Linked DNA regions of Homo sapiens: region 2 is linked to region 1. The links are chromatin loops, found by intact Hi-C in ENCODE. Cell type or tissue: PC-3. All regions are shown on one strand. Links, peaks and the distances in the headings refer to the core of each region. The heading gives the core; the rest is flanking DNA. Region 1 overlaps EDIL3 (EGF like repeats and discoidin domains 3). Region 2 overlaps EDIL3 (EGF like repeats and discoidin domains 3).

The links. Hi-C counts contacts between places; a loop is a spot of excess contacts. Peaks named below come from ENCODE experiments on the same cell type or tissue, not always from the same donor. Only the 100,000 strongest peaks of a DNase experiment are listed, where the experiment ranks them.
Region 2: a loop joins it to region 1, with 5 times the contacts of the local background. A loop is called at or near these places in 1 of 110 quality-filtered maps.

What each region holds. Positions count from the first base shown.
Region 1 is chr5:84,246,830-84,254,124 of GRCh38, forward strand. It overlaps EDIL3 (EGF like repeats and discoidin domains 3), which reads right to left. Exons shown (of 11, transcript NM_005711.5): 2 at 7,255-7,295. Among named protein-coding and RNA genes, the nearest start is that of EDIL3-DT, 130 kb to the right of the region's middle. In PC-3, for the core only: no CTCF peak of the experiment used is centred there; a DNase peak (open chromatin) is centred at 3,252; H3K4me3 peaks cover 1,262 bases; H3K27ac peaks cover 1,133 bases.
Region 2 is chr5:84,126,982-84,134,276 of GRCh38, forward strand. The region is part of intron 5 of EDIL3 (EGF like repeats and discoidin domains 3); the gene reads right to left. Among named protein-coding and RNA genes, the nearest start is that of EDIL3-DT, 250 kb to the right of the region's middle. In PC-3, for the core only: no CTCF peak of the experiment used is centred there; no DNase peak of the experiment used is centred there; H3K27ac peaks cover 1,415 bases.

The sequences.
Region 1 (7,295 bases), core at 1,436-5,435:
AAATATTTTTACATCAATAAGCTAATGAGTTTATATGGTATGTTACAGAATTTTTACACATATAAAATATAATTACTTTTCCATAATATATGCAAAATTAGTACGAAAACTTTCCCTTAATTATCTGTCATCTTAACTGCACAATTATATTTGTTTGTATGAACTTATATTTACCCTTTCTTATTATTAGAAAAGTAAGTAAACATAACTGTGAAAATAAATCCCTTTGACCCTAGTTGACTGGAAAATTTCTTAGCAATCATCTATTGGCTAGCAGCTTTAGAGAAAGTATTTTAGTCCGTGAAACATAGCTCTCATTATGGTAACTTCTAGAAAAATGGATTCAATCATGAGTCTAAGAAGTAATCTTAAGTAGAGGGGAAAATAAACCACCCCGACAACTACTCACAATTTCATCTACTATCTGAAAAATTTAACTGAAATTTACCAAATCCCTCATTTGGTAACCAAAGTCTCGAAATCTAAAATAACCCTACACCACCCAAGAGAGCTACTTAAGGCTCGTTAACTTTCTGATATTTCATGAACACTAACAAGAAGTCTTTCGGACAACGTCAGACTCTATTATACTACTTGATATTCTGACACTGATTGCCTTCTGAAAGATAAACATGAATATGGCTATTCATAGAGTGAAATGTACAGTCAACTTCTAGTTTTTTAAAAAATGTGTATGACAGTCTGTATTTTCTGGGATAAATATATTCAATTTTTCATAATAAAATGAAAGCTGAGGAACAGATTATTAGTGACAATATAGGAGGGTAACACATTTAATAGAATCTGAATTTGTGGTAGAAAAGGGATATCATTACCAAAGGGAAATAAGTTTCTATGGAATATGATAGGTAAAAGAGGATAAGAGAAGATAAAACAGAATAAAATAACTTTTCCTGAATATATATATGTATTTTTTACATGATATGCTATACATATATATATTTGGAAATGAGAAGCCTGGCCAGATGTCAATGTAATTACAGAGAAGATAAAAAGAAATTATAAATAAAATAATATACAGTACTATTATCCTGTACTGACCTACTGTCAATAATACACATACTTTTAATTTTTTCCAAGTGATAATGAATCTTATATTACTACCAAATTCCAATGTTTATATTCTTTGTTTTGTCTGATCATTTTAACAATATTTTACACATATTTACGACAAAGACCATTTTTTAACTGCTATATCCTCAGTGCCAGGAAGAGTGGCACATAGCTGATACTCAAATATTTGATAGATGAATGAGTAAGCAAATAAATAAATAGACAAATGTTTGTTTTAGCCATTTAATTTTTTTCTACAAATTCTTCTACGTGCCACAGTCAAGCTCTTTCTCCACAACGCCAGCAAAACTAATCTTCCGTAAACCAACAAGATCATCCATCAATCACATGTAATCAAAGGAAATGCTTATCTTGCTTAACTGCTCCACAGTACTTGACACTGCTGATTACCCACTCCTTGAGACATTGTTAATCCTGAACTTACTGTGCACCACACTTTCCTGGTTTTCCTTCTACCTGACTACTCTGCCTCTCTGGCTCCTTTACAGATTTCACTTTCTCTGCCTATCACTTAAATATTGATGGCCTCTTACCGCTTTGTATTTCTAATTCCTCTATTCTTTCCCATGTCTAGCTCTTCTATTCTTTGCTATTATCCTGTTTCTAGACAGACTCATCCATTCCCTAAGCTTCAATAACCATCTATGTAATTATGACTTCTACATCTATGCTTGACTTCTTAGATAATGTCTATCAAATTTGTCAAATTCAACATGTGAAATACTGAACTCTCCTTCTGCCTCCCAATCCTGTGTATTGTCATTTATAATATCTCAGTAAATGATACCCAGTTGCTCAGGCCAGAAACTGGGGATGCCTTTCTTTACTCTTAGTTTCTCCCAAACTCTTTTTCTTCATACCCCATAAATAAGCAATAATTGTCTATGGTATCATCTAAATACTCAGTGACTCTCTCCTCTTCATCCCGTTAGTTACCACATTGACAGAAGCCAAGATCATCATGTCTAGCCTCATCTGCTGCAATTGCCTTCAAATTGTCCCCCTGCTGTATTTTGCTGTAATTTGTTTTCCATATTGCACCAACAGAAATACAAAATCTCTTGTTTTTCTTAGTAAAAAGTTGAAATTTTTTTAAACACTGTACCAAACTCTAGAGTATCTGCCACTTGTCACCATCCTCAGAGTCAGTGCTGGCCACCATGTCCCTTCTCTCTAAGTTTTAGCCACATTTAACTTCTTTCAGTTTATGACATTATACCTTTTTTTTTAATCTCCTGGTTATTCTACACACTATTTTCTCTGTCTGGAATAGGTTTTGTTGTTTGTTGTAGTTTTTAGTCTGCAATAGATTGAAATTATTTTTTAGATTTATGTCTAGATGTTACTTTTTCAGGTTGGCATGCATTCCTTTACACTTAGCTTAAAGCAAGACATCTGCTTTATATTTTTATGGCTCCAGGTACTTGTATCACAACACATAACAACATATCTTTCTATCTATCTATCTATCTATCTATCTATCTATCTATCTATCTATCTATCTATCATCTATTTTTCTATCTATTATCTATCTCCATCTTTCTGTCTGTATGTATGTCTGTCTGTCTATCTATTTGTCTCATCATCTAAACAGCAACTTGTTTATCATTGCCCCTCCACCATTCAAGTAACTATTACTTAGTAAACACTCAATAAATATTTGTTTGAAAATAAATGAAAACTAAGATTTTATTTGTTTAAAAAAAGTCACTTATTTTTTCCCTTTGATTACGTTAATATACTATGTATTTGAGTTGTAAAAGTTTATACTTTTTACTAGTTTAATGGATTACTCTGATAACACACATAGGATAGTTATGCCACAGAACTTGTACAATTTAAAAATTCTCAAGATTTCCATTTATGAACTGTATAATATATACTGATAGGCTGGGAGAGGTGGCTCATGCCTGTAATCCCAGCACTTTGGGAGCCAAGGTGGGTGGATCACCTGAGGTCAGGAGTTGGAGACCAGTCTGGCCATATATATATATGGAAAGAGATAATAGAACATTTATATATATATAGAGAGAGAGATAATAGAAAATTTCTGCATGAAATGAATGTGTCATAATATAGCTCCCAATTACACAGTGCCATCCAGGAATGTGAGTGAGTAATTGGGAAGCAATTTGCGGCTTAGCCACATGGTGGTCTGTCCACAAATCCTCTGGAGAGGGAGGCAGCATTCAGTGCACATCTGTGCAAACACTGGTTAATCTGGGTAATGCCTTCGAATTCAAGAATTTAAAACAAGGGCTTTTTCTTTGCTTTGTTTGAAGAGAAGTTTTCCTACTGCCATTTTCAGATATCAGAAGTGAATCTTAATAACTCTAAGAGGCTGAGCACATTGAGTTGTGTAGGTGTGTGATAGCTGTGTGTGGGGATACAGAGAGGCAGAGAGAGAGAGAGAATGAGAATGCAGTATACAGAAATATCAAAAAATGTCCAGAGAAAAGCAATGTTGTCTAGTGAAGGAAGTTCACAAATCTGAGAAAGTCAATTCTGCCAAACTATCCTACGTAACACAGGAATGCAAGTGATGTGAGTATTGATTGCAAATGTGTTAAGTGTTTTGTGCTTATCTGACATTATATGCTTTGTGAGGGAAGAATAAAAGTACAAAACTGGATGAGGATCGCTTGAAATAAATATCAACAACCTGAAACAAAGCTACTGCAAAGTAGTAAGGTTTGAGGTAAAATCATGAAATGTTTTTCTCTAAGCATGCATTTGAAATTCTCCTTTCCAGATGAACTGCAATGAAAAGAGTATGTGTCTGACTGTAGAATAAACAGGATAAACATAATTTTAAAAACTGGGATCAAAAAACAACTTTTTCTAAGCAAATATAAATGAGATTATTTTCTTTCCTTTGGAAATTAAAAATATAAAGATTCAGAATTTCATAATATATATGGCTCAAAATTCATATGGTCTGAAATGGATAGAAGAAACCTTAGACACATCTCTATCTTTGTGGTAACTAATATGTAAGGAAAAATACAGACTAGTGACAGCTCAAATATTTTTTGTCTTTTAAGATATTACCTCAAAATACCCACATGTGTTTTTTGTTTGTTTGTTTTTTAAATTCCAATACACTCTGTTTCCTGCATTGGTGCTAGATAACAACAGGAGAACAATAACAAAAAAGCCTTGGCCAAGCCATTTATTTTTATTTTTATTTATATATTTATTTATTTGAGATGGAGTCTCTCTCTGTCACCTAGGCTGGAATGCAGTGGCACAATCTCAGCTCATTGCAACCTCTGCCTCCTGGGTTCAAGTGATTCTCCTGCCTCAGCCTCCCTAGTAGCTGGGACTACAGGAACCTGTTATTGTGCCCGGTTAATTTTTGTATATTTGGTAGAGACAGGGTTTCACTATGTTGGCCAGGCTGGTCTCAAACTCCTGACTTCGTGATCCGCCCACCTCGGCCTTCCAAAGTGCTGGGATTACCGACCAGCGTGAGCCACCACGCCCGGCCTTTTTTTTTTTTTCGAAACAAAAACGCAGGATGGTCTTTAGTAATCTAATGTTTGAAATATTTGATCCCAATATTAGTTTTAAAAATATGAAAAGACCCAAGGTAAGCTAGATATTAAAGGCATTACTACCAAGTATTACTATGCAATCAATATTTAGTACACCTTTCATATGCAAGAAAATATGAAGCTAAGAAAAAGCAGTAGAAAGGCAATAGGGTAATGTTTCTGTCATAAATAGGTATTGAACTTGAAAACTGTGCTTGATTTCTCATTATTTTCTGATCCTTTATAAAAATTACGTCATAATATAGGAAAGTTGTATTCAAGAAACTGTCAACACTTTAAGACTTTAGGAAAGTTTTTTCCTAGTATTTTAATGTTAGAACACCAGCACATGAAAATAGAATTGGTGTAACTAATATCCTATACTAAATGATCAAACAAATACAAACTAAATACATTTCTTCCAAAAACTCCTAAATACAGCCCAGAGAAGAATAGGGTTGTATGAAATGTATAATTAAAAAATATAGCTTAAAATAATACAGTATAACTATCCAATTTCTGAATATCAGAGATGTATACTAATATGTAATAATGAATCTGAGTAGAATTTAATTCTATAAGCGTTTAATTTCCCAAAGTCACACTGAACTAGGTGGGATATGGCAGCGTGCTTAGTTTTTAAAGTGTTGCTGCCCATAGTATCAGTCTTCAGATAAAATGTTGAATGTTGGATTAATATTTAAAAGTATAGCCCAAAAGTATACAAGTATTTACTTTAAAATTCGGCTGGCCGGGCGCGGTCGCTCACGCCTGTAATCCCAACACTTTGGGAGGCCGAGGTGGGTGGATCACGAGCTCAGGAAATCGAGATCATCCTGGCTAACACAGTGAAACCCCGTCTGTACTAAAAATACAAAAAGAAATTAGCCGGGCGTGGCGGCAGGCGCCTGTAGTCCCAGCTTCTCCGGAGGCTGAGGCAGGAGAACGGTGTGAACCCGGGGTGCGGAGCTTGCAGCGAGCTGAGATCGTGCCAGTGCACCCCAGCCTGTGCGACAAAGTGAGACTCCGTCTCAAAAAAAAAAAAAAAAAAAAAAAAATTCTGCTAAGATACTGATTTCTTAATCATTTACCTACATTTGTTTCTCTGATTCCAGATTTGGATCTTTCAAATAGTGCCAAAAATATTATATACTATTATACAACTCGAAGGCACTGCCAATTTGGGGTTGTTGGGCTTAAAATACAACACTAAAATTTTACTCTATTCATACATTTCTACTAGGGGTATTTATGACTCTAATTTTCTTCAGATATACAGACTTTCCTGAGGATATGATTCTCACATTAAACTCTGAAACTCAAATGTACATATTTGAAGCCTGGGTCAAAGTGGTTACAACAGTTTTATTTCGATGGCACTGTGTCAAACCTCCTAAAATATCAGTGAGTTAATAAAAGCATTAAAAGAGAATTATCTTTGAAGATGAATTAAATGAACAAAGTACCTTTCAGCAATAATAAACTTCTTTAGATAACATATATTCATAATGCAATATAAAAAATAAGGAAAATTCATTAAAAAAATAAAGCACACTACAATCCAGTAACTAATGGCCAAAGATGGTAAATTAATGGTTTTATTTAATTATTCTTTCTTTCATTCAACCAATAGTTACTGGATTTTTACTATGCATAAGGTAATTAAGTTAGGTGCACTGGGTACAATGATGGGTAATTCAGACTGATCCCTGGACGCTATTACTTTTCTTTTTCAAAACTATTTCCCCAAAGCCATTGAAGTGTCCTGTTTCTCTAAGGTTTATGCAGGTTGACAAAACATGTTTGGTTTCCTATAATGAACAGATATATTCCATCTTGTACTCTTCGTGGTACTAATGCGAAAAATATAAATTTTTTTCAAACTTACCTGTGCTATTAACTTTGAAAATTATTTCTCTCTTTAGTTAGAGAGAAAATCTCTGCACAAGTTTACATGGTGTTAAATTATTTTAAAGTACAGCTATTTCCTTAATGGGGACCTATGTGGAAATTACAGAAGTTACTCTAAATCCATAAGTATACATATTTCGCAGATTTTTTAAAAAACTATTTGAATGTAACCAATGACACATTAATTTTTGCAGAGCAAATTTTTTAGAAAACTTTGAAGAGCACTGCATCTGGAATATCCTCTTCTTTATATGCTTAGAAATATAAAATATATTTATCACCTAAGAAAAGTAATGATTAGAACAGCTACAAAATGCTGATGGATATTCGAAGTCCCTAAAAACATCCTGTTTTATTTACAGTGATAATTTAACTTGAATAAATTGACTTTGGAGTTATGTATTTTATTTGAGAATAAAATGTTAAATTTATATTAATATTAGAAATATAAGAAATGTTATATTTATGTATTATTTGTAATGTCTTTAAATTTAGTGTTAATTACTAAAAATATTTTAAAACTTAAAGAACACAATTAATATAATTTCAATATAAACTGGAAATGATACAACTGAGAATCCTACACAAAAGTAAACTAATTAGCAACATATAGCAATTTTACAACTAATCTCCATAATGCACCACAGCCAAACTGCCATTTATTCATGGAAATAAAAAGATAACTACTGAAATACTTAAATTTTGCACTTACCAACCTCCACAACACTAGAACAGTTGGGGTCTGTGAAGCCA
Region 2 (7,295 bases), core at 1,937-5,936, 120 kb before region 1:
CATTTCGGGGATGTTTAAAAATTTTTGTGTCTGCCCAAGTGTACCAGAGAAAATATAAAGCAAATTTTCTTTTGAACAAACCACCACAAATATCTCTGGATTTTTCAGAGCTAAGAGCTGCGGTTTCAATTTTTCGGGATTTCGTAGTTAGATAATAGTGCTGAGTATTTATAGGCTTCCTTATATAACTATAGTTCTATCCATTTTTCTTGTCAGAATAGTTTATTTTCTGTCCCTGCTCCTGTTTTCCTTGAATTTTAGTATTGGATTTACTGACTTTGCTCTGGCTCTCCTTCTTTTTATAGAACCATATTCCTCAAGTTCAATTTATTTTTAAGTTGGATACTTTATGTTTCCATTCCCTTTGGAGCTCTAAAAAGAACGTGTATTATTGACCAGATAAAGCTATTAAGGTAACTATTATGAAATTTCTTTTTAGGACTTTAGTCACCTTAATGGTTCTTTGGGGTTTAAGATATGCTCAAAGTAGAGTGCACCATAACCTGGGAGGAGCAGCCTGTGGCTATTATTTTCTACTCAGCATCTGCTCATTCTGGAACACTTGCAATCTGGCATTCTTCTCTACAGACACACAATTATATAAGGGCCATTAATGGTTTTAGCTTCCACATTAAAAGTATCTTTTCTTAGGCCTGCATTTTCTTGACCAGTTCCTATTCTGGAAACACTCTTTTCCTTGCTCTAATTCTGTATTCCTCTTCTGTTTCTTGGATTATCCTTTTATTTTATTTTTTTCGTACCTTTGCAAATAGAACTTCTTTTGCCTGATTTAAATTTTATCCTTAGCCATTTATACTTTTTACTCTCTTACTTTCTCCCTTGGCAATGCTATCTAATCTTATCACTTCATCATTCTCATGTGACCTGTAAATCTGAATCTTTGTTACCAATGCTTTCCTTAACTACAATATGCATTTTTAATAACTAGCTGTACTATCTTATCAGGATGTCCCAATTGCACCTAAAATTCAATATGCCTAAGCAGTGAAAAAGGTTGCTGTGCCCTCATTCTTCAGTTGAAGAAGATTGCTTTGAAGGTGGGAACTCAAAACATGTATTTGGCTTTATGACTTACATGCTGCTGGAAACCATTACTTCCAAGTGTGCTGATTCAGTTGAAAACTGCGGCTAGGGTCACACTAGCTGTTGCTGTCACTGCCAAACTCAGCTCCATAGTTGCCAGTCAAGTTTTATTGCAACCATTTGGAACCCTTGAGAGCTCAGGAAATCATGCCATCGTTTGAAAAATTGTGCACATTTGGTGAAAGATCAGGAACCATCTATATTCTTTCTTCTCTTCTGAGAAAGGCGTTTGTCTCTGCTTTTATCAGCAGTGTGATAAAAGCGGAAATCCCGGTGGTTTGTGCTATAATTTCCCCATTGTGAAATAACCAATTGAACCTCACTCTGACAGTCGGCCCAAAATTTCACCTAAGTACCCAAGAACGCCACATTAACATGTAGAAGATACTGTCTGGCCCACAAATTAACAATTTAACAGTGTTCCAACTTTCTAGTCCCAGGATGACTTCTTTTCTAGTAGTTTCCTAACAGAGAGGTTTTTTTGTGTTTTTTGTTTTGTATATATTTTATTTGGGTTGTCCCCCTGCTCCTTTTGTAAGGGTGAGGGTTGGAGTGATAGCTGAAAGAGTGATATTTTCAGTTTGAGAAAAATGCAATATTTTTCAATCATCCACTACAGTTCTAAATTTTATGAGAACTAAATCAAGTTATGCCGTTCTCAAACTCTCTTGATGTCTGAGTACTTCATCTTTCTTTGTCTTTGAACTGGAAAATATAAGAGCAAGTTTTAGCCTGGAGAATAAATGCAAAACTAAATTATAATCCCTGGACATATACAGTTTAGCACATAAGGGGAATGTTGAAATAATTTGAAAACAAAAACTTCTTACGGAATGTTTCAGTAATTATTTGCAATTAAATACAAAACTGTCAGGTAATGAGAATACGACTCCATTTGTTGGAAGTATTTAACAAGTCCCACATGGTCTATTTGAACATTTTGCAGATACTTGTTTGTCTTTCCTTTACTACATTATAACTTTAAGGTACAGTAGGTGAACCTTCAAAGTGTGATAATTCTGTACAAAACTGTTGTGTAACATTTGGAAAATCAGAGGCATCTGAAGGAAGATAGAACTTCCATGTCAGGCACAAATAATCCAATTTGCTTTTGTTATTGAGTCAATTTTTTGTGTTTATTGTTTCAAAAACTTCATCCTGCAGTAACGTTGAAATTGTTTCTTTCTTTATTGATATACTTGCATAGAGTTCTGGATTTTTTTAACTCACAAAAATATGTTTTAAAAGAAGTGAGAAATTAAGTTAAAATAATTATATATTCAAGTATATATGGTTACAGTTATTTGTAAATGTATCTCTATATATTTATAGGTAGATTTTAAATGTTATGCACCTCAGATTTACCCATAGTCAATTCCTTTATTTATTTATTTTTAATGTTCACAAAAGGTATCAGCCTGAGGCAAACTGTCCTTCTGTCCCACTGGAGTTTTGGATTAATTTTTATTTTATGTATTTCAAGCAAAGTAGAACAATCTTAAGTTAAATTAGCCAATGCTTTCAGAGACAAAAATCATTACCAAAGTACCCTGTTCAAATTTCTAAAACAGAGCAGATATTTGTTATATGGAATAAAATAGGATTAAAATTAAATATTTATTTTTCTTTGTTTCTCTTTGATTTCTTGTTACATTTACAAGTTAAAATCTATTCTGATGTTTTAAAAATCCCTTGTGATTGCACAAAAACATATTTATAAGATGAATTTTTAGTATATAAACATGGTTTGGCATGGACAGATCACAACCCCAAATGAAATTTCATGACTCTATATTGTTAAGGCCTAAAAGATAAGATATACTAAAGGTGCTATCACATGTTGGTTAAATAACAATCTTAACTCATCCACTAAATATTAAGATTCTTAAAGACAAAGGATCTGTTTATTCTTGAGGATAAACAAAGGATGTGTTTATTCTTGAGGATTCTCAAAGGATCTATTTATTCATCATTTTCTTTGTAAAATTCTCATCTCTACCACCCCTCCTCTTTCTGTTTGAGTATATACTATACATTCTTATGGTCTCGGCTTTCATGCCACTTTCCTAACTCCCCCAAACAAAAGGCTTCCCTGTCATAGGCTCCCTCTTTTTTGCCCTCATGGCACTTACCATATCTTATCATTAAATAATACATAATTCTTTTTTCTCTCTCATTAATCTGTATATTCTATGAGAGTAGGAACTGAATTCATTTCAATTACCATTGTTGTCCCGGCTTTAGAGGGTGAAACAATTTGTTGAATGAATGAGTTTATTCATGTATGTTCTTGTAATCTTGTACACAGTTACGCTAAGAAAAGCTCAGTAAATATTTGTGGCTAGTTTATTTGATCATATAATTGAATACATTCACTATATTGCAACATCAGACTTAGGCAGTTTTCTTGTAAAACTTATGTGTGTTTTCATTCTAATTTTCACTTCCTTATAGACACCTTTTTTAAAAAAATTATTTACTTCAGAATTTCTCTATGTTTTCCTTTTGTCTTGTCACAGCTGGATAGGGAAGAGTAGGAATTTAGTATTATATTATATAAAACTATAATCTCTGACCACTTTTTAAGAAAATACTGGAATTATTAATTCTGCTCTTGTAATTCACTAAAATCACTGCAAACATTCATTTGCTTGTCATTCGCTAAGATACCTGATCAAATAACAGTGACATCTTACAATAACTGCAAACATACAAAAAGATAAATCAAATTGGGTATTTGTAGTTCATATGTTTTGATAGCCTTTTACAAAAAACACAGCAACTATCTCCTATAATGATTTTGGGTAAATAATATTTATTTAAACTTATATTAATGCCACAGGAATTTTTAAACTTATGTATCTGTAAAACATGGTATGTAGGCATTATACCTAACATCTACACTGCTTGTTCTCAAGGACATACACTAATTTACTAAAGAAGGACAAGTTGTTTGCATAAATAATAAAACTTAAAATCACACATTATGACAAAAGAAAAGGTGAGATATACAGGTATTTTTTTTTCAAATAACTAAAAAATCCTATGTATATATATTTATGCAATTATTTCTTTATAACAGTTATTGACCTAGGTGTTTTACTAGGTATTTTAGGTATTTTACATATGCTATGAATTTTAATCTGCCTATCAATCTACATCCATCAAAAGATAGTATCAATTCCATCTGCAGATAAAGAATCTGAGGCTCAGAAGGGGCAATGTACTTGTCAGGACATATAGTTACAAATAGAAAATGTTTAAACTTCCAGTTCTATTTGAATGTAAAGCCTGCACTCTTTCCTCTTATGCTGTTGTCACTTGCCAAGGCCACTCATCAAGTGTAAGTGTTTTTAATATGTAGAGTATAATAACAGCATCCCTTTACCCTACAAAAAACAGGATCATATCATGCTTAGGGCTGCAGGCTCTGCAACTGCAATGCCTGGGATTAAGGCCAGGTTCTGAAGTTTACTAGCCAGGCCAACCTATGCAAATTAATCACTCAATAGCTCAGTCTGCTCTATAAAATGGAATCAGTAGTAAAGAGTATCTAGTACAAAGAATGCTGAGAGGATTAAAAAATCAATATTTAAAGTACTTAGGAAAGTGCTTGACACATAGTAATGCTTAAAATCAACATACATGAACTGGTGAAAAGATACAGTTTAGTAAACAAAAAAGATTTGCCTGTCATTATTTATAAATTTGTCTTTTAAAAAGCAATAATTAAATATTGAGCATAACAATACAAATCTCATCATGTATTTATCTCTACAATGTTTCAGCAATTTTCAGTGAACAAGTATGTACTTAAACAAATATACTTGGTAGTACACATTGATATCAAAAGAAAGAATATAGGGGCTGGGCACCGTGGCTCACACCTTTAATCCCAGCACTTTGGGAGATTGAGGTGGGCGGATCTCCTGAGGTCAGGAGTTTGAGATCAGCCTGGCTAATATGGTGAAACCCCGTCTCTACTAAAAATACAAAAAAAATAGCCTGGCGTGGTGGCAGGCACCTGTAATCCCAGCTACTTGGGAGGCTGAGGCAGGAGAATTGCTTGAACCTGGGAGGTGGAGGTTGCAGCCAGCCGACATCGCACTACAGCACTCTAGCCACCTGGGAGACGGAGAGAGACTCCGTCTTTAAAAAAAAAGAAAAAATATATATATAATATATCTTTTTTTCATATATAGTATATATTTTATATATAATATATATTATATATATTTTATATAATATATATTATATATATTTTATACATAATATATATTATATATATTATATATAATATATTTTATATATAATATATATTTTAACATATATTATATATTTTATATATAATATATATTTTAACATATATTATGTATTTTATATATAATATATATTTTAATATATATTATATATTTTATATATAATATATATTTTAATATATATTATATATTTTATATATAATATATATTTTATATATTTTTAATATATAATATATATTTTATATATTTTTAATATATATTATATAAATATACACACAGTATATATTGTCTATGTTTATGTGCTTGGAAATACTAGCTAATTTATAATTATGGCTAAAACAGTTAAAGCTGCTCAAATAATGAGATAAGAAAATATTAATTTACCACTTTCAAAATATATTCATAGGTATTATTTTAATATCCTTATCACAGAATTCTTAAACAACTATATAATTATCTAGATTATTTTATTAAATTTGCAAAAACTGGATAATTATGATATTTGGAAACATCACTTAGTCCTTACTAGAAGATTTTAGTTTTAATTTTTAGTAAAACCCTCTGAGATCACCCAAGTGTTTTTTTGTTTGTTTGTTTGTCATAATTGTTTGTGGATGTTGCATTATAAGAGCTCCCTTGAAATCTGTCTTACTTTCCCAAAGTAGTGCCAGTGATAAAAATGAATTTGAGTGGCATTCCTGAAATTTAATAATGTCATATTTAAACAACCAGGAGGGAAATGTATACAGGTATTGTGGGCCACATAGTCCAATAAATGAGAACAATCCTAGTTATTTTTAGATTAGTTAACTAAAGTGTTATTAATTTTCATTGCACTTAATCTAGTTTAAACATCATGTTCAGTTAAATTTACATGACAAAGCTTATCTGTTCTTATGAGAATAGTTTTCTCATTCCAATTCATCATCATTTTCAAGCTGTTTATGGAAATAACTGTCAGAACACTTGAGCTTATAACATTTAAAAGGAATGAGGGTCTGCGCGCAGTAGCTCATGCCTGTAATCCCATTACTTTGGGAGGCCGAGGTGAGAAGATCATTCAAGGTCAGGAGTTTGAGACCAGACCAAAGTGCTGAAACCCCATCTCTACTAAAAATACAAAAAAAAAAAAAAAAAAAAAAATAGCCAGGAGTGGTGGTGCGTGCCTGTAGTGCCAGCTGCTAGGGAGGCTGAGGCAGGAGAATCACTTGAACCCAGGAGGCAGTGAGCCGAGATTGTGCCACTACACTCCAGCCTGGGCGACAGAGTGAGACTCCATCTCAAAATAAAGAAATAAATAAATAAAATGAACAAGGGAATTAAATTAGGACTTTAATTAGAAGAATTGATGTAATGGTGTGATAAATACTACAGGAACATCTAAATGATTTTCACATATTAAACGTAATTTTATGTAAAATATAAAAATAATAAAACTTAACCAAACCTTGTAATAAATAAATAAATAAATAAACTAAAAAAGAATTGAGATCTTCCAAAGTAAATAAATTGTATGAATCACATCTAGAAGTCTAAACTGAAATTATTTAAATCAGAAATATGTATTATTGCCTTAACTCCCCTATAAGTATAATTAGAAAATAATTACTTAAAAAACTACAGGAAACTTTTTTTGCCTAGTATTAAAAGGTTTATTATTAACATGAAATAATTTCATTGTTATTGAAAATGTTCAATAGGTAATTGATTTGCATAATAATTTTTACCATGTAATTTTGCAACAGGTCATAATAGAGTTAGATATAAATTTATTCCTTACAAAGTAAAGGTGCTTAATAGCTAAATTAATTAAAGACACACATTACAGTAAATAATTCACAGTTATTTTTGTAATATTTATCAAGGTAATATCTCAACAAAAACATCTTGCTTTTAATTGTTTAACTTAAATATATTTGAGTTTTTAAAATG